Regions from separate parts of the Homo sapiens genome. Here region 2 is linked to region 1. A link is an interaction called in ENCODE POLR2A ChIA-PET data of the cell type or tissue named here. Cell type or tissue: PC-3. All regions are shown on one strand. Each heading gives the region's core, and the rest is flanking DNA. Links, peaks and the distances in the headings are about the cores only.

Region 1 (15,755 bases), core at 5,112-13,111:
TGAAACTCATCCAAAAAAAAAAAAACAGGTGAATGGATAAATGGAGAGATGTGATAAAGCAAGGATGCAAAATGCTAACCATTAGAGAATGTAGGTGGCAGTACGTTGGTGTTAACTTCCAACTTTAATTTCAACTTTTGCAAATGCTTAAAATTTTTTTAAAAAGCGTGGAAGGGAAAGTTTAAATGTCACATAGACTGGGCAAGTAGAGCTGGGAAATATGGAACTCCATTTTCTATATTCTTAACCCATGTGTTTATACCTCCATTTATCCACCAAATGAAATATCCACAATAAACCTTTTCCCCCAAATGTAAATAGCTCCATGATTTTCTCCTCTTGTAAAAATGAGATGCATGTGATGATAAATTGTTCCGAAAATATAAGAAAATGTAGAAAAGGTAAAAATCTTACTATCTAAAGAAAACCACTATTAACACTTCAATAAATATTTTTCTAGACATATCCCTACACAAAGTATAAGGCCTTTCCATTTCTGCCTTTTACAGCTGTGCTTTTGCTGCTTCTCCTTCACTTTCCCCTCTGCCAGATCAGGTCTGGCACTTCCTTTAATGTTTGGTTCCAACTTTCTTTTTTCATGAAAACTTCCACTTTGCACTCTCTCCAGCACTAATCCCTCTTGATTTGGTGTGTCCTGTCTTCAGCATTTCTCTTGTCAATGCCTTGAAATTCTCATCAAGCACCTTTAGTTTTCAGATGCATTTTCTTCCCAATTATTTTGCATTCCACCATATTATTTTGCATGCCTCAAGTTGCCAATATGTTTTCCACAAGGCTTGCAATTTTACAAAAACCTGTTCTGATTAAGGCAAAACCATGCTTCTAACTTAATAAGTAACTACACAGTTTAAAACAAAATCCTCCTTCTAGATAGAAATGAGGATATTCATGCCAACCAATATATGCTAATTTAGGGAAACACTGAGATTGTAATTGTAAAATAGAATTTTATTTCAGAAAATATAAGCCAGATTCAGCTCCTGCTGTTTTTGCTTAGATTTTGTCATTGTCCAAAACCACAGTAAGATATCATCTCACACCAGTCAGAATGGCTATTATTAAAAAGTCAAAAAATAACAGATGCTGGCTAGGTTGTGGAGAAAAAAGAACGCTTATACACCTTTGATGGGAGTGTAAATTACTTCAACCATCGTAGAAGACAGTATGGCGATTCCTCAAAGACCTAAAGACAGAAATACCATTCAACTCAGCAATCCCATTACTGAGTATAGAGCCAAAGGAATATAAATTGTTCTATTATAAAGATACATGCACGTGTGTGTTCTTTGCAGAACTATTCACAATAGCAAAGACATGGAATCCACCTAAATGCCCATCAGTGGTAGGCTGGATAAAGAAAACGTGGTACATATACACCATAGAACTACTACGGAGCCATAAAAAATAATGAGATCATGTCCTCATTCATGGATGGGACGTGGATGGAACTGGAGGCAATTATCCTTAGCAAATTAACACAGGAACAGAAAACCAAATACCACATGTTCTCATTTATAAGTGCAAGCTAAATGATAAGAACACATGGACTCATAGAGGGCAACAACACACACTGGGGCATATCAGAGGGTGGAGGATGGAAGGAAGAAGAGGATCAGGAAAAATATTGGGTACTAGGCTTACACCTGGGTGATGAAATAATCTGTTCAACAAACCCTTACAACACACATTTACCTATGTAACAATCCTATACATTACAACACACATTTACCTATGTAACAATCCTATGCCTTACAACACACATTTACCTATGTAACAATCCTATACCTTACAACACACATTTACCTATGTAACAATCCTATACCTTACAACACACATTTACCTGTGTAACAATCCTATACCTTACAACACACATTTACCTGTGTAACAATCCTATGCCTTACAACACACATTTACCTATGTAACAATCCTATATATGAACCCCTGAACCTAAAATATTTTTTTTAAAAAAAAGATTTTGTTGTTGTCATTTCCCAAGGATTCATGATGAGTCATAGGTTCAGTCTCTGAAGAGCAGGAGAGGTTCTGGACTCCCCAGATGGCTTTTGGCAGTGTTTATAGACATTTTTATTTCATGGGAATAAAACTAGGCTTTGGGTCTTTAAAATGTGAAAATAAGTACTCACTTATATTTGAGAGTTATCTTTAATATATCTACTTCAAGGAGTTTCCATCAGTTCACATTCTTGCATTGTAAATTTTAAACATGGTTTCCTAATTTTATGGAAGTATCTTATTTATTACCACTGCAATGTCATCTCAGTGAATCTCAAAGAATTAGCTTAATAGACTAGATAATGTGAGCAGTAAAACGTGTACTTTTCTTTAGGAATAGAAAAAATCGGATTGTTTCTGTCTACCCCTTGTAAGCATAGCATTGTCCTGAGCTATATCAAGGTTCAAATCACTTTTTAAACTTTGTATTTTAGGAAATAAGAAATATAATATGAATAACAATTGCTAACATTTTACTAAGTGCTTCCCCTATGCCAGACACAGTTGTAAGTATTTTTAAAATGTCAAATCATTGAATTCTTGCAGCAACCCTGGATGAGGTACTACTTTTACTCCATTTCATGAATCTGGAAACCAGTGGGGAGAGAAGTTAAGTGATTAGCAGCCAGAAAGATCCAATCCTAGACTGTCTGGCCCTAGAACCTATGTCTAAACTATTCCACTCTCCTAGTTCTCTAGGGTAAAAAGAAAGGCACCAACCCAGTCTAGCGGTAGAATACAAAGAGAACTTGCTGTTTCATAAACTTAGTATGAGTTTGCATGTCTCTCTCTGTATGTGTGTTACTAGGTTGGTACCAGATTGTTAGTTAACTGTGCTAATGATACTGTGAGCCCTTCTCTTAAGACATATGCTTTGACCTTTTTAAAAAGAATTGGGAAGAATTTATACCAATTGATTTCTCCTTCCTTGCATAACAGATTGTTTGTGTGTTTGTGTGTGTGATCAAAAATATATTAAAGAAAATTTTAAAAAATTCCACAGCCATAGCTATTTCCCTTATATTATGTGACCATTCAGTCTTTATCTACAAGTATATGCATTTTGCATAATTATCATATTATTTTTTCACTTAAGTTTAATTCATAAACATTAGCTCACATTCTTACACACTCTTCATAATCCTTTTAATTATTGCAACACATGCCCTGTTTTTGTTATCTTTAGAATTATTACACATTATGACTCTGTTTTGAGCCATCTATATTTTATTTTATTTCTTTATTTTTTTATTTTTTATTTATTTATTTACTTTTTTGAGACGGAGTCTCGCTCTGTCGCTCAGGCTGGAGTCCAGTGGCGCGATCTTGGCTCACTGCAAGCTCCGCCTCCCGTGTTCACGCCATTCTCCTGCCTCAGCCACCTGAGTAGCTGGGACTACAGGCGCCCGCCACCACTCCAGGCTAAATTTTTTTATATTTTAGTAGAGATGGGGTTTCACCGTGTTAGCCAGGATGGTCTTGATCTCCTGACCTCGTGATCCACCCGCCTCGGCCTCCCAAAGTGCTGGGATTACAGGTGTGAGCCGCTGCACCCGGCCCTATATTTTATTTTTGTACCTTTATCATACCTTTTAAATTACTACTTTACATTATATTACCCAATAGAACTAGTGTCCCTCATTCCTTCCCTCATTGCTTCTATTTTCACAACATTTACTGATGTCCTTATCCATGTATAAATAAGTAAACTTTATAATAATTTTACTTAGTTCTTAAATCCTAGCTCTGATTCTAATTGTATTTTTCTGTTTCAAAAAAAAAGGATTAGTATACAGGGTCTAGCTTTCTTTCTTAGCATTCCTATGTATAGGGTGCACCTTACTTTTCACACTTTGCTCTTTAGAGATTTTTTCCAACTACTCAAGTAGCCCTACCTATTCTCAGGATGGCTTTAAGGTCAAGGCAGGATCTGGCCAGGGAGTAGAGAGCAGCCCATATGGAGCATCAGCCAATCCCACAGTAAATACAGTTCCAGTTCAAATGATTCCCCTCTAACTGAGTGAGCTAAGTGGTCTCTGGCAATGAAGGGCTACTTATTATATTTTTGTTGTTACCATTGTTGTAATTCAATTTAATTTTCCCCTAGTGTGGTCTATAGGGTATTTATATTAACTTATAAAGTGTTGGGCTATGTATCATTCTCATAATTTCATGGTCTAAATTAATTCCTTCAGGATTAAACACTACTTCTTATTATCTCAAGAAACACTGTTGCAGATCACAGGCCTCTATTTTCCGTTTTTCCAGGTTCTAAAATTTAAAACTTTAAACAACAAATCACTCAAGGTTTGAGTGAGATACATTCACCCACAAGACATGTAAAATATTCTCCTAATATAATCATCCTCAAAGGTTGCTATAAATCATCATTTGAAATCCTTTCATCTTTTGACCATTAAATTGCCAAATAAAACACTCAAAAATGACATGATTCCATCTTAAAGATGTTAATATTTGGTTTCTTTATTAAGGTGACTTCAGGGTAAAACATTTGTATGTATGAAGAATGGTTATTGCATAAAATCTCAGCTTAAGACGTCATCCATTTTTGTTTTTCCTTATCCTGAAATCAGAATATCATATCATTTTGAAAGTTTTTCTAGCCACTTCCCAGCACTCGCAGCATGAAGCTCACACCAGAAGTTTCCAGAGATCACCCCAGAGGTGATAAGATCTCGCCCGCCCTTCCGTCCCAGGATAGTGTGATTGCGGGACCATGGAATTTACAAGGTGAGATTCAAAGGACCCTAATTGTCTCTCTGCTTTCAAGTAATCCTGCCATTTAACACCAAAAGAAGAAAAAGAACCAAGAACATGAAAAGTCCTACTATCGCTCCACTTAATACTACTCAAAAAAGGAGGTTCCAGACACTTTGATGGTGATATTTTTGTTTTATTTTGTTTGACAAAATCTATTCTGGATAATGTTCCCAAAATGCTTCCTAATCATCAAACCTAGTGGAATCTTGTTAAACATGTTGATGGCATTTGATAGTCTTTCCTCGATTTCTGCAATACAATTCTTCCCTGATTCTCCTCCCTCTGTCTCTAACAAGTCCTTTTCAGTATCCTTTGAATCACACTTTGTATTTTGGTAACACACAAGGCACCATCTTTGCCCCTCTCTCACTCTGCCTGCCCTCCCTCAGCATTCTCTGCTTCTCTCAAGACTTTAGCTCCTGTATTAGTCCATTCTCACACTGCCATAAAGAACTGCCGAGACTGGCTAGTTTATAAAGAGAAGAGGTTTAATTGACTCACAGTTCCACATGGCTGGAGAGGCCTCAGGAAATTTACAATCATGGTAAAAGGGGAAGCAGGCATGTCTTACATGGCAGCAGGGGAGAGAAAGAGAGAGAGAGTGCAAAGGGAGAAGAGCCCCTTATAAAACCATCAGATCTCATGAGAACTCATTCATTATCATGAAAACAGCATGGGGGAAACCACCCCCATGATCCAATCATCTCCCACCAGGTCCTTTCCTCAACACATGGGGGTTATAGGGATTACAATTTGAGATGAGATTTGGGTGGGGACACAGAGCTAAACCATATTAGCTACTAACTCTTTGCTGATGGCTCACATGATGAAGTCACCATCTTTCACCAGATCTGTTCCTCCTCTTGTATTCTGTAACTTGCTGAGTGCATCCCTCACCTTCTGAGTCATTTTATATTTCTCCATTTCCACCAGTGCACTGACACCAAACTTACAAACACATACACATCATTTTCTCTCCAACTATGTTCAATAGGCTTTTTTCAGAATTTAGGCTCTTGTCCTCTTTGACTCACTATTATAGTTTTGCATCTCTCACCCCTTAAGTCCATCCCTCTCTGCTACTAGAATGGTCTTTCTAATTATGTAAATTTCTGGCTCCAACCCTCCATATAGCTCCTAAAGGCCAAGTGCAGGGGTCAGCAAACTATGGCTGTGAACAAATCCAGCCCATTGTCAGTTTTTACAAAGAATGTGTTATTGGAACATAGCCATGTTCACACATTAACATACTGTATATGGCTGCCCTCATACTACAAGAGCAGAGCTGCGTCATTTCAGCAAAGACCATGTGGTCTCAAGAGCCAAAAATATTTACTATCAGGCCCCTTACAGAAAATGTTTGCTGACATCTGGCCTAGTGGATAAAGTCAGAACTTCATGATATCACATGTAAGGCTGGCATTCTTTGGCCACAACCTCTATCCCCAGGTTTGGCTCTTGCTATAGCCCCCTTAAACCTTACACTCCAGCAGTGCTTGGCTGCTTACTGTTCCCTACACTGGCCAAGAGAAATTTCAGTGATGAAGGAGAAGTCATGTGTGTCTGCACTGCCCAGTGCCATAACCACTGGCCACATTTCACTGTTGAGCATTTAAATTGTGGCTAGTGCAACTGAGGAATTAAATTGTTTATTTTATTTAATTTTAATTAACAAAAATTTAAACTTAAATAGCTACATGTGGCTAATGGCTACCACATTGGACAGTGTTGTGCTAGACTGTCACCAATGGTATCTTTGTCCATTCTAAGGGGAATATTTAAGATATTTAGGCTACCCTACCTGGAGACAGAGTCTCACTTCATCATCCAGGCTGGAGTTCAGTGGCATGATCTCGGCTCGCTGCAAAAACCACCTCCCTGGTTCAAGCGATTCTCCTGTCTCAGACTCCTGAGTAGCTGGGATTAGAGGGGTGCACCATCATGCCCAGCTAATTTTTGTATTTTTAGTAGAGACGGGGTTTCGCCATGTTGGCCAGGCTGGTCTCGAACTCCTGACCTCAAGTGATCCCCACCTCAGCCGCCCAAAGTGCTGGGATTACAGTATTGAACCACAGCACCCGGCCAATACTTGCTGTTTTGTGATTGGCTTATTTCACTTAGCATTACGTCTTCGAGGTTTCTCCATGTTATAGCATATGTCATAATTTCTGACCCCCAAAGTGCTGGCACCACCAAGCCCAGCCTAAGTGTCACTTTTTCTAAGAAGCCTGTTGTCCCAGTCAAGCCCTGCCTCTCCCCACCTCAAAGAACTGGATATTCTCCATTTGTGTCCTCAGTGTGCCATCATATTACCAGGAAAACTTTTTCCACTCTTATCTGTCTCCACCAACCAGTCCCTAAAAGCATCCTTGTCTGCATTTGTCTTTGCTTAAAAAGCTCCTTATCCAGTGCCTGGCTGGTGTCAGAAGCTTAATTTATATGGTTATCAGTCAATTAGAGTAATTAATGTTATATTCAAACTTATTTTCAACATGTAAGTCCCTTTTCTTTATTTATAGTTCTTTGACAAATGAAGTCTGCTGTGGAGTGCTTCCACCTGACTCTCTCCACCCACCCAGAAAGTGGTCAAGAGTAGGGACTCCTTTAAATAGAAATAACTTTCTTCTTATTACACTTGAGTAACCAATGTGCTTGCTTTGACTCTTTCTAAACTGCTGGAGCAAATTCCTAAGACCTCAAAGAAGAGAAAGCAGATTGTCTGAAAACAAAACAAAACAAAACAAAACAAAAACAAGAAAGTAAGCCCAAAGCCAAGAAAAAAAGTTATTGCCAATGCATCAAACTTTCAATGTTTATTAGTACAAACTTTTCTAAAAGCACACTATGGTGCTGGCATATACTAGATGCTCAACAAATGTTTTGTAAGTGAAATTTGCTGAAATTAACCCTGGAATGTTTACTTCACCATGTAATATATTCAAAAATGGTGAAATGTCACAATTGACATATAAAGAAAAATGGCTATAAATATATGTATGGGGTAAAAAATATCCAATATAAATAATATTTTCTAGAAGTTGCACTTGTATTCCTTTATTTGGTGAGATTTTTCTTTTTAAATTATAGTCCTTATCATTTTAGGATGTTAATCTGTTGACATGAACCCAGTTTTCTGAACTGTGCCAAAACTATGAATTTTTATTCTTCTTATGTCTAACAACCTTTGAATAAGAGCTGAAGGTAAATGGTATATTGGACTCTATTTGTGCATACGTACTAAAGATTTTATCATGTGTCAAATTATGTAGGAATAAGCTTTCCATATATACCCCGTATGTTACAATTTAAAATACTATTCATCATGCAAAGCCAAGTAAAGATATACAAAATAGAAAATCTTTGAAACATTTCAAAACTTAGTATCTGGGAACTATAATCCATTAGGCAAGAAAATGACCTACTTTGCCAGTCACCCTTCTGAGGACTATTTAAATTTTAAGGCTTATTTTGCTCAGTTGAAAGGAGAGAAAGAAAAGCTATTCATTTGACAAATGGTATATAGTCATATATATATATATATATATATATATATATATATATATATATATGAACACGCATTTTGTGTGTGCACCATTATCTTATGGGCTTTACACATATTAACATAATCCTACAAGATAGGTACTATTGTCAACATTATTCCCATTTTCAGATGACATAATTGAGGCACAAAGAAGTAACTTGCTTGAGGTCTCACAGTAAGGGCAGAGTTGAAGTCCAAACCCAGGCAGCCTGGCTCCAAAGCCCAGGCTCTAACCCTCTGTATTATTCTGCCTTGAGTAGATGATGCTGTTTCCATTCTGCTCCTCACCATGTCTTTGTCATGTGACTCTGTAACATAAACATCTTTTCCTTTCAGTTTACATGGATCTATCACATCTTTTTAATAGCCAAATAAGATTCCCTTATCTAGGTATACTACACATTGTCTAACCTGGACTTGTTCTCTACCTGTGGACTTTTAATTTTCACTCTTCCACTATAAAAGTCACTTTCAACTCTCAGAACTATTACCTGTGAGACATAAGAGAGGGAACCCTGTGAAACCAGTGTATGGACAGTATTAACTTGGAGCTTTCATGGCAGGAAATATTTTCACTTTGCCTGGGAAAAAGTTGTGATAGAAGCTAAGAACATTTAGGATGCTGTTAAGGGAAAATTAACTAATCATGCCAAATTATCCTTATGACAGGAGCAGAATTGGTTGGCAATAACTCCAAGCTGAATTGACACCATACAGTATTATATTCATTATATAATATATGCCCATCATGTTTGTTGGTTAGCATACAAGAGAAAACATAGATCTTACACTTGAGCTTTAAACATCTACAATTTTATGGGTTAGTGGACAGATGGATGAAGTCATAGAACAACTCTGAGGTTAGGGTCTCTCTTTGCCACAGGGTCCCCTATCTGGTGGGCTCTAAGCTTCCCCTACTTCCTTAGGGTTTTCTCACTTTTCATCCTCATGCCACTGGTCCACCCCAAACAGAGGTACCTACTTCACTTATTCTCTCTAGATTAGGCATGGACAAAACAAAGCAGAAAGAAAAAAGCAGACTTTCTTTTTCCTCTTGGAACAACAGAGTTGCTGCAAAATTTCTAAATAAAAACAAAGTAGAAGTAGACATCCCTTCTGTCTTATAATGAAGACTGCTTTAAAGAAAGATCTATAATGGACAATAATACTGCTCACCAAGCTGTACAAAAGCCTGTTCCAGGCCAGACGCAGTGGCTCATGCCTGTAATCCCACCACTTTGGGAGACCAAGGCAGGTGAATCACCTGAAGTCAGGAGTTCGAGACCAGCCTGGCCGACATGGCGAAACCCGCGTCTCTACTAAAAATACAAAAACTAGCTGGTTGTAGTGGCGGGCACCTGTAATCCCAGCTACTCAGGAGGCTGAGGCAGTAGAATCACTTGAACCCGGGAGGTGGAGGTTGCAGTGAGCAGAGATCATATCACTGCACTCCAGCCTGGGCAACAAGAATGACATTCCGTCTCAAAAAAAAAAAAAGCCTCTTCCTCTTCCTTCTCATCTTGTCTGGACATCCAACCCAGAAATCCTCTGCTCTTGGATATCCCTTAATAGAACCCGCTTCTCTGCCCTCTCAATCTCAGGGACTGTCAGGACCATGTGAAACAATAGTGAATTCTCAGCTAGAACCCATTCAAAAGCTCAGAAGAATAACCCATCTAACCAATTGTTATGTTATTCTCCATTCTGTCTCAGGAAAGACTAATCAGTTATATTCTCTATTCCTTCCACCTCAGACTGCAAAAGATGCACACACACCCACACAAACATTACAAATATTTATTAACTACCTGCTAAGTCCAGAGATTTATAGGTATTTTGACCCTATATCTCATTTTGCATTAGGAAAATATGATTGCTATACAGATAAGAAAAGTATCTCTCTCTCTTTCTTTTTCTCTTATACCACTCCCTCCTACACACACACTTTTTTTTAATTGCAGTACAACAGACACATAACTCATGATTAATTCTGGATTCTAGCATTTGACAACTTTAAGAAAATTGTTTAAAAAATTGATAGACCGCTAGCAAGACTAATAAAGAAGAAAAGAGAAAATAATCAAATAGAAACAATAAAAAATGATAAAGGGGATATCACCACCGATCCCACAGAAATACAAACTACCATCAGATAATACTATAATCACCTCTATGCAAATAAACTAGAAAACCTAGAAGAAATGGATAAATACCTCGACACATACACCCTCCCAAGACTAAACCAGGAAGAAGTTGAATCTCTGAATACACCAATAACAGGCTCTGAAATTGAGGCAATAATTAATAGCCTACCAACCAAAAAAAGTCCAGGACCAGACGGATTCACAGCCGAATTCTACCAGAGGTACAAGGAGGAGCTGGTACCATTCCTTCTGAAACTATTCCAATCAATAGAAAAAGAGGCAATCCTCCCTAAGTCATTTTATGAAGCCAGAATCATACTGATACCAAAGCCTGGCAGAGACACAACAAAAAAAGAGAATTTTAGACCAATATCCCCGATGAGCATTGATGCAAAAATCCTCAATAAAATACTGGCAAACCAAATCCAGCAGCACATCAAAAAGCTTATCCACCACGATCAAGTGGCCTTCATCCCTGGGATGCAAGGCTGGTTCAACATACGAAAATCAATAAACATAATCCAGCATACAAACAGAACCAAAGACAAAAAACATGATTATCTCAATAGACGCAGAAAAGGCCTTTGACAAAATTCAACAGTCCTTCATGCTGAAAACTCTCTATAAATAAGGTATTGATGGGACGTACCTCAAAACAATACGGGCTATTTATGACAAACCCACAGCCAATATCATACCGAATGGGCAAAAACTGGAAGCATTCCCTTTGAAAACTGGCACAAGACAGGGATGCCCTCTCTCACCAGTCCTATTCAACATAGTGTTGGAAGTTCTGGCCAAGGCAATCAGGCAGAAGAAAGAAATAAAGGGTATTCAATTAGGAAAAGAGGAACTCAAATTGTCCCTGTTTGCAGATGACATGATTGTATATTTAGAAAACCCCATTGTCTCAGCCCAAAATCTCCTTAAGCTGATAAGCAACTTCAGCAAAGTCTCAGGATACAAAATCAGTGTGCAAAAATCACAAGCATTCTTATACACCAATAACAGACAAACAGAGAGCTAAATCATGAGTGAACTCCCATTCACAATTGCTTCAAAGAGAATAAAATACCTAGGAACCCAACTTACGGGGGATGTGAAGCACCTCTTCAAGGAGAACTACAAACCACTGCTCAACGAAATAAAAGAGGACACAAACAAATGGAAGAACATTCCATGCTCATGGATAGGAAGAATCAATATCGTGAAAATGGCCATACTGCCCAAGGTAATTTAGAGATTCAATGCCATCCCCATCCAGCTACCAATGACTTTCTTCACAGAATTGGAAAAAACTACTTTAAAGTTCATATGGAACCAAAAAAGAGCCTGCATTGCCAAGACAATCCTAAGCAAAAAGAACAAAGCTGGAGGCATCACGCCACCTGACTTCAAACTATACTACAAGGCTACAGTCACCAAAACAGCATGGTACTGGTACCAAAACAGAGATATAGACCAATGGAACAGAACAGAGCCCTCAGAAATAATACCACACATCTACAACTACCTGATCTTTGACAAAACTGACAAAAACAAGAAATGGGGAAAGCATTCCCTATTTAATAAATGGTGCTGGGAAAACTGGCTAGCCATATGTAGAAAGCTGAAACTGGATCCCTTCCTTACACCTTATACAAAAATTAATTCAAGATGGATTAAAGACTTAAATGTTAGACCTAAAACCATAAAAACCCTAGAAGAAAACCTAAGCAATACCATTCAGGACATAGGCATGGGCAAGGACTTCATGTCTAAAACACCAAAAGCAATGGCAACAAAAGCCAAAATTGACAAATGGGATCTAATTAAACTAAAGAGCTTCTGCACAGCAAAAGAAACTACCATCAGAGTGAACAGGCAACCTACAGAATGGGAGAACATATTTGCAATCTACTCATCTGACAAAGGGCTAATATCCAGAATCTACAATGAACTTAAACAAATTTACAAGAAATAAACAAACAACCCCATCAAAAAGTGGGCAAAGGATATGAACAGACACTTCTCAAAAGAAGATATTTATGCAGCCAACAGACACATGAAAAAATGCTCAGCATCACTGGCCATCAGAGAAATGCAAATCAAAACCACAATGAGATACCATCTCACTCCAGTTAGGATGGCGATCATTAAAAAGTCAGGAAACAGCAGGTGCTGGAGAGGATGTGGAGAAATAGGAACATTTTTACACTGTTGGTGGGACTGTAAACTAGTTCAAACACTCTGGATGACAGTGTGGTGATTCCTCGGGGATCTAGAACTGGAAATACCATTTGACCCAGCCATCCCATTACTGGGTATATACCCAAAGGATTATAAATCATGCTACTATAAAGACACATGCACACATATGTTTATTGTGGCACTATTCACAATAGCAAAGACTTGGAACCAACCCAAATGTCCACCAATGATAGATTGGATTAAGAAAATGTGGCACATATACACCATGGAATACTATGCAGCCATAAAAAAGGATGAGTTCATGTCCTTTGTAGGGACATGGATGAAGCTGGAAACCATCATTCTCAACAAATTATGACAATGACAAATAACCAAACACCACATGTTCTCACTCATAGGTGGGAATTGAACAATGAGAACACTTGGACACACGGTGGGGAACATCACACACTGGGGCCTGTCGTGGCGTGGGGGGAGGGGGGAGGGATAGCATTAGGAGATATACCTAATGTAAATGACAAGTTAATAGGTGCAGCACACCAACATGGCACATGTATACATATGTAACAAACCTGCACATTGTGCATATGTACCCTAGAACTTAAAGTATAATAATAAAAAAAAGAAAATTGTTAAAATAGATTGAAAAATGTTTTGAGGCTATCTAAAAGTTGGCTTTGTTTCAACTGAGAGGGAAAAAAAATAGTGATTTAACAGTTCCTGGAATGAAACATGTAAGGATTTCTGAAACCTCTCAAGGTGACTGAAAAATTTGGAGGGAATATGGCTGAAAGAAAAAGTAATGCAACATCTTTGGCCTAATAAAACTTCCTTTTCAGCTCTAATGTAAGTTTACAAGAGACTTGTACCTTAAATAACAAATTCTATGAACAAATCTTTATTAAAAAGATGCCCTCCAGGAAAAAAAAAAAAAAGAGCTTAAACTGTAACAGGAAGAATTCAGAAGAGCCTGAACCATGAGGCTCCTTTCCAATACACTGCTCTTCAAATCAGGTGGATTTCCCACTAGGAGTGGTCTGTATCATATGTAGCATTGTGCATGGCACCTCTTACGGTTGTGCAGGACACAGCCAACTCAACCATACCTGGTCTTTTGCCAGTATAGACCCATCCTTAAAAATGAGGAGAAATAAGGAAATAGGGTAGTGCCCTTGCCCACTCCCTATGTTGACTGCACTCCCCCTAATCCTTTCTACCACCTATTTATCACTCTAGGTTTTGAGGAAGGAGAGGTAGGAGGAAGGGAAAAAAGTGGAGATGCACATACACAGGAAGGTGGGGAATAAGCTGATGTGAATATGTACAGTCTCAGAATCAGGGCGTAGAACTGAAGCTTATGTCCCCCTCTACATTTTCCATGGACCAGACTCATAGGTCCTGGACACCCTGTTGTAGTGATGCCTTATTTATTTATTTATCTAACTTTTATTTTAGGTTCAGAGGTACATGGGAAGGTTTGTTACATAGGTAAACTGTGCATCACAGGGGTTTTTTGTACAGATTATTTCATCACCCAGGTGGGTAATCAGCATAGTACCCAATAGGCATTCCTTTGATCCTCTCTATCCTCTAAGCTCCTATCCTCAAGTAGGCCCTATTGTTCCCTTCTTTGAGTCCATGTGTACTGAATGTTGAGCTCCCACATAGAAGTGTAAACATGCAGTATTTGGTTTTCTGTTTCTGTGTTAGTTCACTTAGGATTATAACCTCCAGCTCCATCCAAGTTGCTCCAGAGGACATGATCTCATTCTTTTTTATGGCTGCATAGTATTCCATGGTGTATATGTACATTTTCCTTATCCAGTCTACCACTGAATGGTGTTCAGGTTGACTCTGTATCTTTGCTATTGTGAATATTGCTGTGATAAACATACACATGCATGTGTCTTTGTGGTAGAATGATTTATATTCCCTTGGGTATATACCCAATAATGGAATTGCTGAATCGAATGATACTTCTGTTTTAAGTTCTTTGAGAAATTGCCACATTGCTTTCCACATTGGCTGAACTAATTTACACATCCACCAGCACTGTGTAAATGTTCCCTTTTCTTCTCAATCTTGCCAGCATCTGTTATTTTTTGACTTTTTAATAACAGACATTTTGACTGGTGTGAGATGGTATCTCATTGCGGTCTTGATTTCATTTCTCTGATGCTTAGTATTGTTGAGCATTTTTTCATATGCTTTGTTGGCTGCATGAATGTCTTCTTTTTAGAAGTGCCTGTTCATGTCCTTTGCCCACTTTTTAATGGCATTGATTTTGGCTTGTTAAGTTGTTTAAATTCCTTGTAGATTCTTGATGTTAGACCTTTGTCAGGTGCATAGTTTGCAAACATTTTCTCCCATTCTATAGATTGTCTGTGTACTCTGTTGAGATTTTCTTTTCCTGCACAGAAGTTCTTTAGTTTAATTAGGTTCCATTTGTCAATTTTTGGTTTTATTGCAGTTGCTTTTGGCATCTTTGTCATGAAATCTTTGCCAGGGCCTATGCCCAGAATTGTATTTCCTAGGTTATCTTCCAGGGTTTTTATGGTTTTAGGTTTTACATTTAAGTTTTTAATACATACTGCCTTAACTTTTGTATATGGTATCAGGAGGGGTTCAGCTTCAATCTTCTGCATGTGGCTAGCAAGTTATCCCAGCACCATTTATGAATATGGAGTCCTTTCCTCATTGCTTGTTATATTGACTTTGCTAAAGATTAGATGGTTGTAGGTGTGCAGCTTTACTTCAGGGCTTTATATCCCATTCCATTGGTCTATGTGTCTGTTTTTGTACAGACTCAAAGGCAGAAAGTACCATGCCATTTTGGTTACTGTAGCCTTATAGTATAGTTTGAAATTGAGTAATGTGATGGCTACAGCTCTGTTCTTTATGCTTAAGATTGCTTTGGCTATTTGGGCTCTTTTTTGGTTCCATGTGAATTTTAAAATAGTTTTTCTTAATTCTGTAAACCATATCATTTATAGTTTGATAGAATTAGCATTGAACCTGCAAATTGCTTTGGACAGTATGGCCATTTTAATAATATTGATTCTTCC
Region 2 (15,755 bases), core at 5,157-13,156, 58 kb after region 1:
GGTCACAAGTGCCCCCAGATTTTGCCATCTCCTACTGGCTGAAGCCAAGCGAAGGCATCTGACTCAGCCAAGCAGAGGTGGAGAGGCTGCAAAGCCAGTATAGATGGCTGTTATCCCAAGACACTGGTATTATCAAAGGCAGTTTTCGAAGGTCATTGTTTCCAGAGTGCATTTGCTTTCCCCATTACCTGTCAACCTGGAAGAAATAAATAAATGTGGCCAATGGATTTGCTCTGGATTATGATTGGCCACAGCTGCTTAGATTGGCAACTTCCAGGGAAAATGCTTCTTAGTGTGCTGCTACAGACCCTAAAATTTTTTGAGATTGGAGTTTTTACATGAACTCCAACAAAAAATGCCCTAAACACACCTGACTAGGCATGAATTTTCATATAACAGGGCTTCCAGATAAATTATTTGCTGCATGGTATAATTAGAAAATTATTTATTTGCTTGTAATAAAATGGGAAAGAAGAGAGATTCTATGCTTTAGAAAAAATGAGATTCTATTACTAAATATTTATTCACTAAGATTTAATAGTTATTGACGGGAGCAAAATGAAATGCCTTGCTCAGTGAATGCAGAGACTCCAAAAAGACTATTTTTTCTTGTTAGAAGTAATTATACTAGTGTTCAAATTAACAAACATTCATCTAATAACTCTATATGCCTTTTAAACTAATACTGTTTTCATAGCCTTCTACCTCATTTCTTCCTTTCCAGGTTCTCATCCAATTCTTTAAACCTCTTCCCCAGATATACCCTCCATCTCATCATCTTTGCCCAATGTATTAACTGTTAAAAATATTCATCATTTATTGAGGACTTGCTATATACCACATACACATTATGCCGTTTATTCCTCTCAAGCCATGAATAGGAATTCTATGAGTAAACTAAAGCTCAGAGAGGTTAGGTAACTTGCCCAAAGGCATAACATGACTAAACAAGGCTGGGGTCAATCTCATGTCTTTCTGATTCCGCAGACTGTGTTCCCACCCGCATTCCACTTCCTCGTGCTGGGCTGCCTCTCTTCAAACACAGAATATCACAAGACAATGAATCAAGCATAAATGAAACTCCCAAAATCCTCATTCCTCTCCCTTTCTGTGGCCTTTGGTTGAAACATGCCTTTTGTTTGTTGTCTGTTTTGTAAATACCACTATAAGCTCCATGAAGACAGAAGCCAGTCTGCTTGCCATTCTCTCATTTGGAGTACAAAAGTAATATAAATTTTTGTTAGCTTCTCAAGTTTATTCTTTCACAGAATTCTATTTAACCAGACCGGGTGCGGTGGCTCATGCCTGTAATCCCAGCACTTTGGGAGGCCGAGGCGGGCTGAACACCTGAGATCAGGAGTTCAAGACCAGCCTGGCCAACATGGCGAAACCCCAAAAATACAAAAATTAGCCAGGCATAGTGGTGCGCACCTCCCAGCTACTCAGGAGGCTGGGGCAGGAGAATCATTTGAACCCAGGAGGTGGAGGTTGCAGTGAGCCGAGATTGCACCACTGCACTCCAGCCTGGGTGACAAAGCGAACCCTATCTCAAAAAAAAAAAAAAAAAAAGAAAGAATTATATTTAACTAGAATTTATTTACTCCCAGATTTTGTTCAGTATTAGATTTTAATACTCTATAGCTTAGCAATTGTTTTAACACAATAGATAACCCCTGCCAGTAGACTTGTACTCAACTGAATGGAGCTTGGACACAAAATAAATGTTATAAGAGAGGGTCTATCTTGCAGATCTATTGAGCTCCCTTCCTTGTAAACTGTAAGCTTGACTCTAACATGTTGCTTTCTGATCATGAAGCTAAATTTTTTTTTCCTAAGAACAATTTAAGGTTACAAAAGACTAAACGTTTTTTTTAAAAAAACCCAAAATATCAAAATATTCTCTGAACTAACCTTTCCTTTGCTTCCTTTTGGGTCCTGAGCCAGTTCTGAAAGGGCTTCTTCCCATGTGTCAACACAATGCCTCACCAAAGTTTGGGTTCATAAGAATCCCTGGCCTGACTATTGGTTTGCATGTATGATTTAGTAAAAACCTGCTGGGAAATATTCAGTTTGACCCTTTTTTCTAGTCTTGTTCTTAATACTGCTGAGAGACCAAGACTGATTTTTTCCATATGTTAGCTATAGGAATGATCAGTTAAGCACCTTGACAGCAACAGGTGTAAGGCGAGGGCCCCAGAGGGCATTAACAAAAGACTGATGGCCCCCTCCTCATCTGTGTATGTATCATTTAACTAATCCAGCCTACAACAACTTGAAACCAAAAGGTGCCTGGGCTATTTTCACCAGCAAGTAACTTGTTTCCAGGAGTGGGTAAGATTTTCCTTCACAGGCCCCAAAGCTATCACCTTTCTTTTTCCCCCCATTCTCCTTTTATGTGTACTCTCTTAACATGACCTTATTAGATATTTACATATTGAAAACTGTTTTATATCAGCATGTGGCAGTATTTTCCAAATTGTTGCTCCTAGCCACCACAGGGAAAAAGGATTCTATGTTCACATTTTAGAAACGTAGCGGTAAGTGCTATTCTTTAAAGCAAGATTTCTCCAAGTATTAATATGTCACTGTGCACTGGGAACGTAAGAACATGATACAAAAAGAAGAGATCCCGGGATGCTTTGACTGAAACGGCTCACAGACTGGACTATTACAGGACACTGAATCACTGGAGGCAAAGCTCTCTCATACACAGACTGGAATTTGGAGTTGCTCAACGGCGTGGTTCAGCTTCGGGTAACAGCCAGGCCCTCAGCACACCCTGCACGCTCGTTCTCCCAGGACCTGGTGCACACTTTGTGGCTGGTGTCACTCTTCTTTTTACTCCAGCCCGAGCCCAATTTATTCCACCCACCCTCCTTAATCCCTGAAAAAGCAGTTGTCCAGAAGACCTCCAGGGCTTCTTCCTTCTGGTGCATGTTGACGTGTCTGAGGAACACACTTACTATTAATCAGGCAGCTTACCTGGGTTTAACCCCATAATCGAAATGCCTCAGAAAGACTCTCTTCCCTTAACCACACTGTCCCTGGTCAAATTTTACGAACTACCCCTATTAATCTTCCCTCTTTGAAACTTCTTTCTTCTGCTCTTCTAAGATAAGCCAGCAAACAAACTGTTCCCTCTTGTTTCCTATCCCAGCAGCATCCGTTGGTCTTTTTTAATGCAAGATATCCTCCCTTCCTTCCTTCCTTCTTTCCTTCCTTCCTTCCTTTTTCTGTCTTTCTTTTTTATTTTTTGAGACAGGGTCTTGCTTTGTCACTCAGGCTGGACTGCAGTGGCACAATCACAGCTCACTGCAGCCTTGAACTCCTGGGCACAAATCCCTCCACTTCAGCCTCCCGAATAGCTGGGACTACAGGCACATATTACCACGTCCAGCTTTAGTATTTTTTAAATTTTTTGTAGAGACAGAGTCTTGCTTTGTTGTCCAAGATGGTCTAAAACTCCTGGCCTCAAACAATCCTCCTGCCTCAGCTTCCCAAAGTGCTGAGATTACAGACATGAGCCACTGCACCCAGCTAATGTTTCATTTTTATAAGCAGTCTACATGGTCTTTATTTCAAGATTCTGGCATTTAAATTTACTGTGGAGAAGTATGCAGACAACCTAAATTTCCCTCTTTGAAAATGATTTGCTTTTCTGCCTGGATTTCCAAAGAAATCTTTGTCCTTAAGGTCAAGAATCTTAGCCAGGATATGTCTGTGTCAATCATTTTATCAGTATTCTCTCAGGCTCTCAGGAATTTACTGTGCTATATGAATAGGGGTCACACTAGTTCTTTTGATCTGGCTGATGGATGACAAGTGCATCTGCAAGTTCTAATCCAGTGTGATAAATTTGCCTTCCCCTCAGAATTGCGATTTGAGTTCTGAGTGTGACTTTGAATCCACTCTTCTGTGGCATAAATGTTAGCTGTGCTCGTCTCCAGGGTAGTCCTTACTGGGGACCCAGATTCCGTTCCATTTTCTGAGATCTCATTCAGTGCCCTGTACCAGGGCAGGGCCAGCCCTGGCAGCTCATCCCCCTTCTGCCTCTCGTGTGATCCTGTTGTGGTATTTAGGACTTTTATGCTGAAGGATTTTCCTTGACCTTCCCAGGCTGCTCACTCACCTTACAGTTTGCTTCTCCAACCTGGAGTGTATTAGAGAGAATTCACAGGCTTGTCTAGAACCACTGTCTTCCCCCAGTATTGCTTCTGGATGTAGAGAACAGGTGGGAAGGTTAGCTCTCCTCCGGTGGCACCAGAACCTTCTATTTCTTCCCTTAGCCATGACTTTTTGAAGTTTATGCATGATGTTATCTTCCCTTTCTTGTGAGGTGACCGCTAGTGAGTTTTAGATAATGTTTGCCTTGACTTATTTTCTTTTTTAGTATTTTTAACTTGGGAATTGGAGGAGGGACACTCTGAAATTTCCCATCCTCATTTTTAAATACCAACTAAATACTTAAATTATAGTCTAAGGATCAACATTTCCAAAAAGATCATCGATTTGCTCCCTCACAAGGCAGACAGCAAGATGGCAGAACTATTAATAACATGCATTGAGTGCCCACCCCAAGCCTTGTTCCATGCTCTCTGGACCATGCTCACTGGTCAAGGACACTCAGGTGTCCTCTAACCCCTCCCCAAGTCTCCTACTCTGAGGAGTCTTGTGGACATGATCCCAGTGGGGTATGGGGAAGTTCCAGGTCTGGATGCCTGGACTGTGATAGAGTCTGCCCTCTCCTAACCTGCAAATGCCTTGAGGGCCATCATTGTGTAAGCCTTTAATCAGCCAATCCACTTAGAGGAGGAGGTGAACAGAACACTGGATGGGAGAGTGAGCCACGACAAGGGGAAGGCCCCTGGAGCTGGCCTATGAGAAAGGTAGATTCCTCAACTTCAGAGACTTTGCCATTGAAAAGTTCCCTTGGCACATTTAGGGTCCTGGTTCCCTGCTGCACACTCAATTTGACCTTCAAGATTCTTTCTGCTCAGGCACCAGCTATTCTTTTAATATTAACTTTAGCTCAACAATAGTCCATACTTATCATTTAGTTTACAGGGAAGAGTTCCCTTAATATAGTTATCCTCACCCTGCTTTAAGAGGAACTGTCGCTTTTCTTAGTTATGTGAAAGGAAGTTTCCAAATAGCATAGCTTAGGGCAATATGCCATGATTTGCCCTTGTTATAAGAACTCTTCCTGCAATCAAGAGGATAAAACTGATATATGTTTAAGCATCTCAAAAAATAAGAAAATATTGCCCATTCAACTGGCATTGTATCAACTTTAGTAGCCTACAAGAAGATATGACCACTTGTAATATAAATAAATGTTTTTACAGTTGCTGAAATAAATAAAATTTGAAATACATTACCCTCAAATAAAGTATGAGATGCATTGTGAGATGATTTACCTAATTTGATCAAAATTATATAACCTCTAAAATATTAAAAGCATTAAAATGAAATTATAATTTACTTCAAAAAAGGAGAGCGAAAAGAAATTTTAATGAAATACAAATACATATGAGTATAATAATTAAAAATAAAGGCTCTTTCTGACTTCCTTTCGATTGTGCATACACACATCAAATGTTTAAAACTAGCTAAGAATATTGGACAAATGTATGTGTTATGATTCAGTCTGCAGGAGGTGCCTTGTTTCATACAATCTGCTAAAACAATTTCCAAGCCAAGTCAAATAAAACCCTTTTATAAATGATTAGATGATAAATACGCTTTTGCCATTAAAGGCTTCTTCTTTGCCTTGATTAAAACTATTTCTGATATGATGGATTTCTATGCCAGAAGAATGTCTTTGTGCATGCTTTTTGTTTTGAAAACAAAATGAAATTGACTTCTTTAACAAAAGAGTAATTCCAGCTATTGGAAGAACAAAATTATGCCTCATGAGCAAAAATCCATCTATCTATTTTTACAAAAATACTGGAAATTTTCTGTCCTTTCAGACAAGGCACAATAATGATATTTATGGCGTGGCTTTAAAGTCCAGGGAATCATCTAGAACAATAGATTATTTGTTTTTCCAGCATCTGAGGAATAAGGGACAGAAAAAGAGTTAAAAAGTTGGAGACATTTAACTGCTATATTAACCACTAGTAAATAGATAAGAAATATGTCTCTTTGTTTAAATTGCCACCAAGGGAGAAAGATTATACTTCATTCTGTCTGGCATATCAAAGGTAGAAAAAAACATCTAGAACACTCAATAGCAATAGATATTATCAGGAAAAAGTAACCGAAGATGAGACATCTGGTTATAGAAAAAAATCGAAACCAAAAACCATACGAGGTTTCCTTCTCCCCAAAGTAAGAACCTGCATTGTAGAATCAGCTGTTTGTATTTATTATAACAGTCCACATCTCTCTGCAGCTGCACGACTGCACACCACAACGGCTTTTTCAGCCTTGGTCCTGGCAACAGAGCCTGTGTGTTTCCAGGGGTGGCAGTAGGTCTATGGAGGTAAAGAGGGACACGCTTCTCTTCTCTTTTCTTGTTTTTCTTATAATTATCAGAAGAATAAAACAGCTCCCCTGGTTTTCAAAAGCAACCTGTGTGGCGATATGATTAGTTACAACCAGGCAATTAAAAATCTGTCCCCAAAAAATGGCAAAGCAGATAAATCTCTCAGACAGACATCCATACCATGTTTGAGTATTTGTTTTTCTTATTCTGGAATAGAAGGTAATCGACAATTATTGGGAGGAGAAAGAAACCTGTATTTGTGGAAAAAGAATCTCCCTTAGTGTTTGTTTTACAATCCTGCAGTACTTCCTATTTCTCTTCGAAATTGTCACCTTTAAAAAGTTGAGGTTGCCTCATGTGCTCTCAGTCATTGAGGATCTAGATTGCAGCTTCTCCAGGACTTCTGTTTCTCCCACCTCTCCAGCCTCTCACTTCTGGTTCATCTAGAAACCAGATGTGAGATGTATGTGTGTAACAAAGCCAACATCTCTCTCTCACACACACACACACACACACACAAATAAGCATGGTTTGCTCCTCAGTCATTTTTCAAAAAGCAGTTTTATGTGGAAGGAGAATAAGGCAAGCCTTTAGAATGCATTTCAGTAATCGCTGTTTCTTTGAGTTAAAGAGAATTTTCTAGACCTGATACAAGCCATTTAACAAGCAGCAAGTTTCATTTCTTTGTAGCAAGGGGCTGCCTTTGATTTCTCTGAATCTGGGAGTTCTTAGTCCTCATGGGGAGAAATTAGTTGTTCTCGGGCTGAGTGGCATGCAACCAGGTACAGTGTCCAGTTCTCCCACTAGGTCTGTACCTACCAGCTGGGGGCCCTGCTCTCCCCACTAACCCTAAGATTGTCCATAGCTCCTCAGGATTGGGTGGAGCAGCCTGTGCTACAAAACCTAGCAAGGAACATTCCATCACCTGCCCCCAACCAACTTTCTCCCTCCCATTTTCCCACTTTCTTCTTCTTTCTCATCTTCTAAACTGTGTTCTTTCTCAAAAATCTTAATTCTTTTTTATTCCTTCAACCATCATTGCAAATCTCCCTTCTTTTCGGTCAGTGAAACCCACAGAAAATACTGGGCTTTATGGAGCAATCCATTTGAAGAGATTGCTGAATTCTGAACTACTGAGAAAGCACAGAGAATTACAAGCATCAACATTATTTTAAAGTAGAAAAGCCAATGTAGGAAATATAAAAGCTATGTTACCGTGCTCCTTAAAATCAGGACAAAGTTAGTTCCAAACATCATCCTGTGTGTTATTCAAAAAATCTGATGCTCTCTGCAGATCTATGAAGGAGCAACTGGCTCAATTTCTCAAGGTCACTTCTAGCTTCCGGCTCCTGCTTCTTCTAACTTGGATGGGTTTGGGGATTGCCCCCCTGACCCTGTGCTATACTGCAATAACCTAAACAAGGACTCAGCAGTTTCCCTTAGTTTTCACTGCAGACCACTTATCAAAGGCATGTGTGTGCAGGACAGGCTTCACCGAAGGTTTGAGGAGCCAGAGGGGTTTACATTGCACCTTGAGCTGGAAAAGTAAAATATTGGCAGTCTCCGTCCTTCAAAAACAGCAGGTATTTTGTAACTCAGGCTCCTGCCTTCTCCCTGTAGCTCACCCTTTTTTCTTTTCCTCATTTCTTTGACCCATCCTTCCCAAAGGCAAAAAAATAAAAGCCAGAACCACTCTTTCCATTTTATTACTCAGAATAGTTCAGCTATCTCCAAGCTGAACCCTTCAACACAGCTGTGGTCTTCCTCTGAATATTAGCAGAAGTTTCTTATTCAAAGGCCTCCTCCCAGAAGAAGTCAGTGGGAAGAGATGGCCAGGGGAGGAAGTGGGTTTATTTTCTGTTGCTATTGATAGTCATTGTATTACTAGAAATGAACTGTTGATGAATAGAATATATTCAGGACAATTTGGTCAATTCCAATGCAAGTACGGAAACTGAGTTGTCCCAAATTGATGTGACAGTCAGGCTGTTTCATCTTTTTTGTTTATTTTCAATGCCTAATAAACAGAGATCCTAAAAAAAAAAAAAAAAAGGAATTCCATAAAAGGCGTTCTTCTGCCAGACCTAGGATTTGAAAGCTTTCAGGTTCTTTCCTGAGTTAAAATATTACAAGGATACCCCAGACAACCAGCATCTCTTACTTGTCTTCCTGATCATTGTGAGCTCTAAATGGATCTCTGAGGAGAAAGATGACCAGGACAGATAGTGGTTCTAACAGTGAATGTGTCATATATTCAGAAGAAGCAAAAGAAAAAACACCAAAATTGTGCCTTCATCTTTCAAAGGTTCTTAAACTTCTAGTTGCATAAGAATGTCCCCAAAGTTTTTAGTTCAAGAGGTCTGGGATGGAACTCAGGAATTGGAATAGCTATCAAGTTTCACCAGATGATTCTAATGCAAGGTGTTCCTGGATCACATTAAAAAGTACTGTAGTCAGACGGGCGCAGTGGCTCACGCTAGTAGTCCCAACACTTTGGGAGGCTGAGACGGGCGGATTACCTGAGGTCAGGAGTTCGAGACCAGCCTGGCCAACATGGTGAAACCCCATCTATACTAAAAGTACAAAAAATTAGCCGGGCGTGGTGGCAGGCGCCTGTAACCCCAGCTACTTGGGAAAGTCACTTGAACCCCGGAGGCGGAGGTTGCAGTGAGCCAAGATCGCACAATTGCACTCCAGCCTAGGCAACAAGAGCGAAACTCTGTCTCAAAAAAAAAAAAAAAAAAAAAGTGCTGTAGTTGATGAGAAGGATTAGAGTGGGGGCAGTGGGGCTACGGGGGCTGTGGGGTGGTACGTTGGGGTTAGGTGTGCAAGGGTTGGTGGGGAGATGAAGGGTTTCTAAGCCATAGATATTTTTCTTAAAAGAAATACTGTAACACTGAACCAAGATACTAGCAGTTAGTGATTACATCAAAACATGCAAATGAATGAATAATCCATTTAAGCAAACAAGTAGGTCTGTGGTTGTTCTTGAAAATTTGCTTAGTGAGGGAAAGAGCAAAGGTGTTACTCAAATATCTAACATATTCCATGGCATAGCTCTGACCACTTGGAGTAGCTGAACAAGTTCTTTGCTATGGCAGATAATAACCCTTTAGTTACTGGATCACAAAGAGGTCCAAGGGTTCCTGAGGGATATCGGGGCCTTTGGAGGGCTGCAGCAACTTCACTACTTCAATAATTGGTAGATAGTGCACACCAACTGACCGTCAGCCTGGAAGAGTGGTGACGTGTTCTACCCACAGAACACCTGTAATCAACGACTCTTGCCACCCTCTCCCTCTTTCCTTTCTTTCTTTTTCCTGTTTTCTATTCCCTTTCATTTTCATGTCTTTGTTCCCCCTTCTGCCCTGCATTGGCTTGAGGTTTGTTCCACACAGTGCTTTCAGGTGGCACATATAATTACTATTCATTAAATATAAAAAAAAAAACTTAGCACTACTGGTGGTATGCAAGGCAAAGAAAAAAAATGGAAGCACTACAACAAATAGACTTTGAAAATCTGAATAACTGGGTGTCAGTCTAAGAGCTGCCTCTATGTTGATAAAGGCCATAATGGCGATGGAGCCCACAGTCCTGCCCAAGATGACCACACTTGTTCCTTTAGGAGCTCTCCATGCTTGGTGATACCCCTTCCCACCTGCCCAAACTGACCAGGAAGTCTCAGAGATGAGAGGAGCTAAAAACACTGCATCTTTTTATGCTCCCAAACTGATTATTGCCCAAGTGCAACTGTACTGGCCTAGTTACCCCACTATCTAGATGTCTCATCATTTAGTAACAATGTTCATCTTGTTCTTCAGTGATGTTTTAGTATGTTAAGTACCTAGTCTTCAAAATAGGCTTATACGGTACTTACAAGAAATTAGACCAATGCAAAAGCAAGCTAGGCAGTTGTCCTAAAATCAAGGTGCCTTTCTTTTATAATGCTTTATCGTTGGATCTTCAAAGATAAGCAAGTTGAAGAAAAACACTCTCAAGTTTTCATGCTGTAGACAGACTCCTGTGTTTGTGAGCCTAATGATAAAAGAAGAGGATGAATGTGGCACTGATAAAAACATTTTTTTCAAGCGTGTCACAGTATTTTTGTAAGCTGAAAGCTTTTTTTAAGCTTGCTTTGAAGTTGATAGGAGAACCTGCAAAAAGCGCAATGAGCACTTAACGATCTGTGAGAAGTGAGGTGTATTATGAAGACAGGACCACTTTTTTGTTTTGAAGAATGTAGGAGTTTTCACAATCATTTTTTTTATCATGAGTTAAGAGCAGTTGCTTTGTTATTAGAAAGACTTGGGTTCCAGTACCAGCTGTACCAATTACTGTAGGACCCCAAGGAGGGTTCTCGGCCTCTTTTAGCCTCAGTTTTCTCATCTGCTAATGGGGATAATAAGTCTACTATGTCATAGAATTATTGTTAGGATTAAAAGGAAATGTAGTAAAAACACGTAGCACAGTTCCTAGTACATCATAAAGAAAGACAATAATTGGCAGCAATTTAATTAATATTTTTAAAGGATAAAAGGAGAAAAAACTCAAATAAAGACCCAATGGAAATAGATGAATAATAGATGATAGCTATCAGCTGCTGCCTCAGGGATCAATAATAGTAAAAAAAAAAAAAAAAAAAAAAAAAAGCATCCAATTGTTGCAGGTGTTAAATCACATTTTGTTTTGCTTAAACATAACATAAAGATTTTCATTATCACATCAACTTGATCCTCTTGTAGATGCAGTCTCTTCCTGTGCCTCTCTTGCTGTATTACTCTGTTTCCTTAGGTATAAGTTCTACTCTTTGTTGACTTCAGAGTGCTGTTCTCTCAGTGTTGCCTTTTTTGTTTTGTTTTGTTTTTGAGATGGAGTCTCACTCTGTCGCCAGGCTGGAGTGCAGCGGCACTATATTGGCTCACTGCAACCTCTGCTTCCCAGGTTCAAGTGATTCTCCTGCCTCAGCCTCCTGAGTAGCTGGGATTACAGGCATGTGCCACCACGCCCAGCTAATTTTTGTATTTTTAGTAGAGACGGGGTTTCACCATGTTGGCCAAGATGGTCTCGATCTCTTGACCTGGTGATCCTCCCGCCTTCGCCTCCCAAAGTGTGTGTGTTGCCTTTTCAATGTTTGAAAATTCTTGATTTTGTGTTCATGTTTTAGTGGAGCTTGAATTCAATTGTCCACCGTTTCTGTTTGTGCAGCCCGCTTGAGGGAAGAGAGGGGTGGGGTTAGTGTGCCCGGACATGGGGCACTTTGACAGCCAGTCTTCAATCCAGGTGCTCCTCTTTCCTCCTGGACAAGGCAGCCAGCGGGACTCTGCTCAGCTTCGCCCACTCAAGGGCTCACTCGTAGTTCTCAGTATTTCTGTTGTGTAGAAGTCAAAAGTGCCCGGCTGTCCCTGCTTCATACCCTCAAGTAGTCACCCATGGGCCCCTACCTGCTCCCAATATTCTCCATCTCTGAGTGCGGAACCCTCACGGAGTGGCTCCAACTTTTATAGCTCTCTCTCATGCTCTCTTTGGGCTTTTATTACCTCGTTGATCTGATCTCTCTTCAAATCTTTTAGGGATTCCTCATGGTTTCTAACACACTGTGGGTTTGCTTTTTTTTCTTACTTCCAGTGTGATTATGTGTGTGTGTGTATATATATATATATGTGTGTATATATATATATGTGTATATATATGTATATATATGTATATATGTATATATATACACACACACAATCATATCATATATATCATATATATATATATATTTTTTTTTTAGTCAGTTATCTTTTCTATCCTTTCTAGAGATTTAGGGTGAGCAGAGCTTGCTGCCACATGAAGCTCAGCCTACCATCTTGACTGGGAACTTTTAATCACATATCTAAGGGGGAAAACATTGGTAAGACATTTAACTGCTACAAAGCATCAATATCAGAAAAATAATGGGTTATCTTAAAAGAATCACCTAAGGCTTAGGTTTATACAATGCAAAGAAGAGTGAAAAATTCAATCATCCTCAGGTATTGACAGTGTATTTATGATAACAATGAAGAGTGTGCACATGGTAAGAATAAGACAACCATCCTAAAGAAGTTAATTATTTATCTGGGCTTCTCAATTCTTGAAATAGGTCAAGGAGAAAGCAGTGTTTACTTGATCTAATGAGTACTCTTCCCTATCCATAGGACTTAGAAAATCTGAAGAGAATTTTAACTTAGATTCCAAAATTAAAGTATAAACGCTAATAACATATAAGCTAAAATTAAAGTTAACTAAAGCTGGGTCAAAATTGTTTTCACTTACAGTACTTTGTATCTAGGGAAAAGAATGAATGTATATTGATGCTGAAGGATGTCCATGGCATATAATTAATGAATTAATATTTTATTATAAAATACATATAATTTCTGTAAAATTGTATAACTAAGTTAGAACAGGTTGTGCATCATCTCTTGCTTTTGAGAGCATACTAGTTTTAAAACCTGTATCCAACAAGTGATCTCTATTACAACATTAAAATGAACTTGGGGGCAAAGGATGGATCATCAAGAAATGTATACATTTATTGAAGAGATTTTTTTTAAGTAACACTAACAAACTGATGGAAGTTACTTCAGCATCTTGATTCAACAAAGAATATTAAAGTCCAGTTTTCAATAGCAGTAACATATTCAATAGCATATTCTGCAAATATGAAATTAATTGTTCCTTCAAATGAACTAGCCATTCAATGTGAGAATTCTTGGCAAATTTTCTTGAAAAGGCAAGAAAGTTAACCTTTTTGTAGTCTGTGAGTATTACCCAGTGGTTTAGGATTTTCATGTTCAAACTCACCAAAATAGCCCGTTTAACTTTTGTTTTCAAAATTGCACATTGTAGTAATTTGAAATCATATAAAGTCAAACAACATTATTGATTTTATTAAGATAAGTGTACCTACCTCCTCATAGAAGAAAACTTATTTTTTGTTAAATAATTGAATTCTTTATTGTCTTAAGATATTGTTCTTCTATTTCAATAACAGAACTTCAAAATATTTCAGATTTCATTGATCAGTTGGTTGAATTATAATTTACCTCAAAACTTTGACAACAATCTGCTTTAGATAGTTTTTGGGAATAATATAATCACATTTTCTTATAAGATCACAAAATTACCCTAGAAAATTAATTTTTAATTATTTACTTTCTTTCTGAAAACCAAAAATTGCCTTTTCTTCTAAATTACTAAATAGTAATATAATACTGGGTTTGCCAGTAGATCATATAAATTTTTATCATCTCAAATTATTTCACCTGATACCTATTATAAAATTTCCTTTTTACCCATCATTCCTCAAGGCAGTGTTTCTCCCAATGTGGCCTGTGGATCATCTATACCAGAATGAGCTTAGATGCTTTTTAAAAATGAAGATTCCTGCCCTTATTCCACCACCACCATAGCCCCCTTCCTGAATCAGAACATCTTGCTTTGAGGCCTACGTATCTCCATTTTTAATAACTTGCCCAGGAGATTCTTATGTATACTGACAATAGAAACATTTTAACCCAAATCAGTCCATCTTTAAGTGGCAAATGCCTTTTTGATTTTTACAAAGTCAAGAATAGCTTGTTTTGAGTTGTTATAGAAACTCATTTTTTTAGGGACACATAGAGAGTAGGAATGGAAGAATAGAGATATCAAGGAAAACAACTTCCTGTAAACCAGGCAGTTGGTATGAATCATTCTAGAACATCTCACTGTAGATGCTGGGCTTGCCTCAAGTGATACTAGAGCTAGCATTTGGCAGTTCACTTGTGTAGAAGCTTACAAGACTTTTGGGACAACATTCATTCTCCCTTTATGCTCGACACTCTACCCAGTGCTTCTCTAAGAGGCAAGTACCCTTGGGATAGATACTAACAGGTCCAATGTATCTATTACGCTTGGTTTTAGTTGCAATTAAAGATGACTTGCATACAACCAGTCCTGGATTAGAGCTTAATCGTACCTTAAAAAAAGGAAACAAGGCCAGGAGTGGTGGCTCATGCCTGTAATCCCAGCATTTTGGGAGGCCGAGACAGGTGGATCACCTGAGGTTGGGAGTTCGAGACCAGCCTGACCAACATGGAGAAACCCCGTCTCTATTAAAAATATAAAACTACTCGGGAGGCTGAGGCAGGAGAAGCGCTTGAACCCAGGAGGCGGAGGTTACGATGAGCCGAGATCACGCCTTTGCACTCCAGCCTGGGCAACAAGGGTGAAACTCCATCCCTTCTACCCCCCAAAAAAGGAAACAAGACACCTATAGGAGACACAAGGACTTTTGAAGACAAACTTTGTCAACTTAGTTTTGCTTAGAATGAGACCTGTCTGTAGCTTATTTCCTTTTTCCTAAGAAGACAACCCTGCTCTGAACAACTTTGGAGGATAATGAATTTTTTTCTGAAACACCTGAAAAAATTAATAATAACAACAAATGGAAAAGGAAACAATAGCACAAATGCCGTGCAGGGCAGAAGGGCTAACTGTTGTAGGGAAAGTAGTAGCACAAGGAGAGACTAACTCCTCTGCCTCCACTGGGCACTTTATTCTACTAAATATATTTGACATCACCCATGTGCCAAGTACTCTGACTTTCAAAGACCTTAAATAATAGCTCCTTGTTTTTACCTATTGGTTCTATGATGAACTACCTAGCAAGGAAGATGATTCTCCTAAAAGAAGCTCTGCCTTCCCAAATCGTACCTGCATGGGTCACACTTACTAACCCAGCTAAAATGATGTGCATGACCTGAGTCTTTTTGAAAGCCTTTATGTAATTAAAATTTTATATTAACCAAAGGTAGACCTCAGGTCTAAATAAAAGCATTATTTTATTGTTTTGAGGCACCTGCACAGTACCTCTGGGAGCTTCCTCAAAATTTGACATAACCAAATAGCACCGGTACATGATACTTGACCACATACACACACACACACACACACACACACACACACACACACACACACACACACACACACACATGCATGCACACACACACAAAAAGCATTTGTATGTGCCACCTGCACTCTGTTCACACTGGCATTATTTGAGGAATGATAAGAAGATGAATGAGGTTGCAGTGAGGAGAAAGCAGGGAAAAGCAATAAAAAATGGTACTGGGGAGTTAGTTAGGCAGGAACCGAACCTTATATGTCATGTTAAGGACTTGGGGCTTAAGCCTAAACATGAGGGTGACCTGGTGAGGTTTTGATGTTTGGGAAGAATTCTTCTAGTAGCAGGAGTAGG

Evidence for each region. ChIA-PET counts read pairs that join two places held together with the same protein. Peaks named below come from ENCODE experiments on the same cell type or tissue, not always from the same donor. Only the 100,000 strongest peaks of a DNase experiment are listed, where the experiment ranks them.
Region 2: POLR2A ChIA-PET joins it to region 1 with 10 read pairs; 5 of 35 experiments call an interaction of 5 or more read pairs at or near these places.

What each region holds. Positions count from the first base shown.
Region 1 is chr5:39,239,701-39,255,455 of GRCh38, reverse strand. It overlaps a transcript of FYB1 not described here. Among named protein-coding and RNA genes, the nearest start is that of FYB1, 28 kb to the right of the region's middle. RefSeq lists a silencer at 12,931-13,120. In PC-3, for the core only: no CTCF peak of the experiment used is centred there; no DNase peak of the experiment used is centred there.
Region 2 is chr5:39,182,023-39,197,777 of GRCh38, reverse strand. The region is part of intron 2 of FYB1 (FYN binding protein 1); the gene reads left to right. Among named protein-coding and RNA genes, the nearest start is that of FYB1, 30 kb to the left of the region's middle. RefSeq lists an enhancer at 2,937-3,231. In PC-3, for the core only: no CTCF peak of the experiment used is centred there; a DNase peak (open chromatin) is centred at 9,497.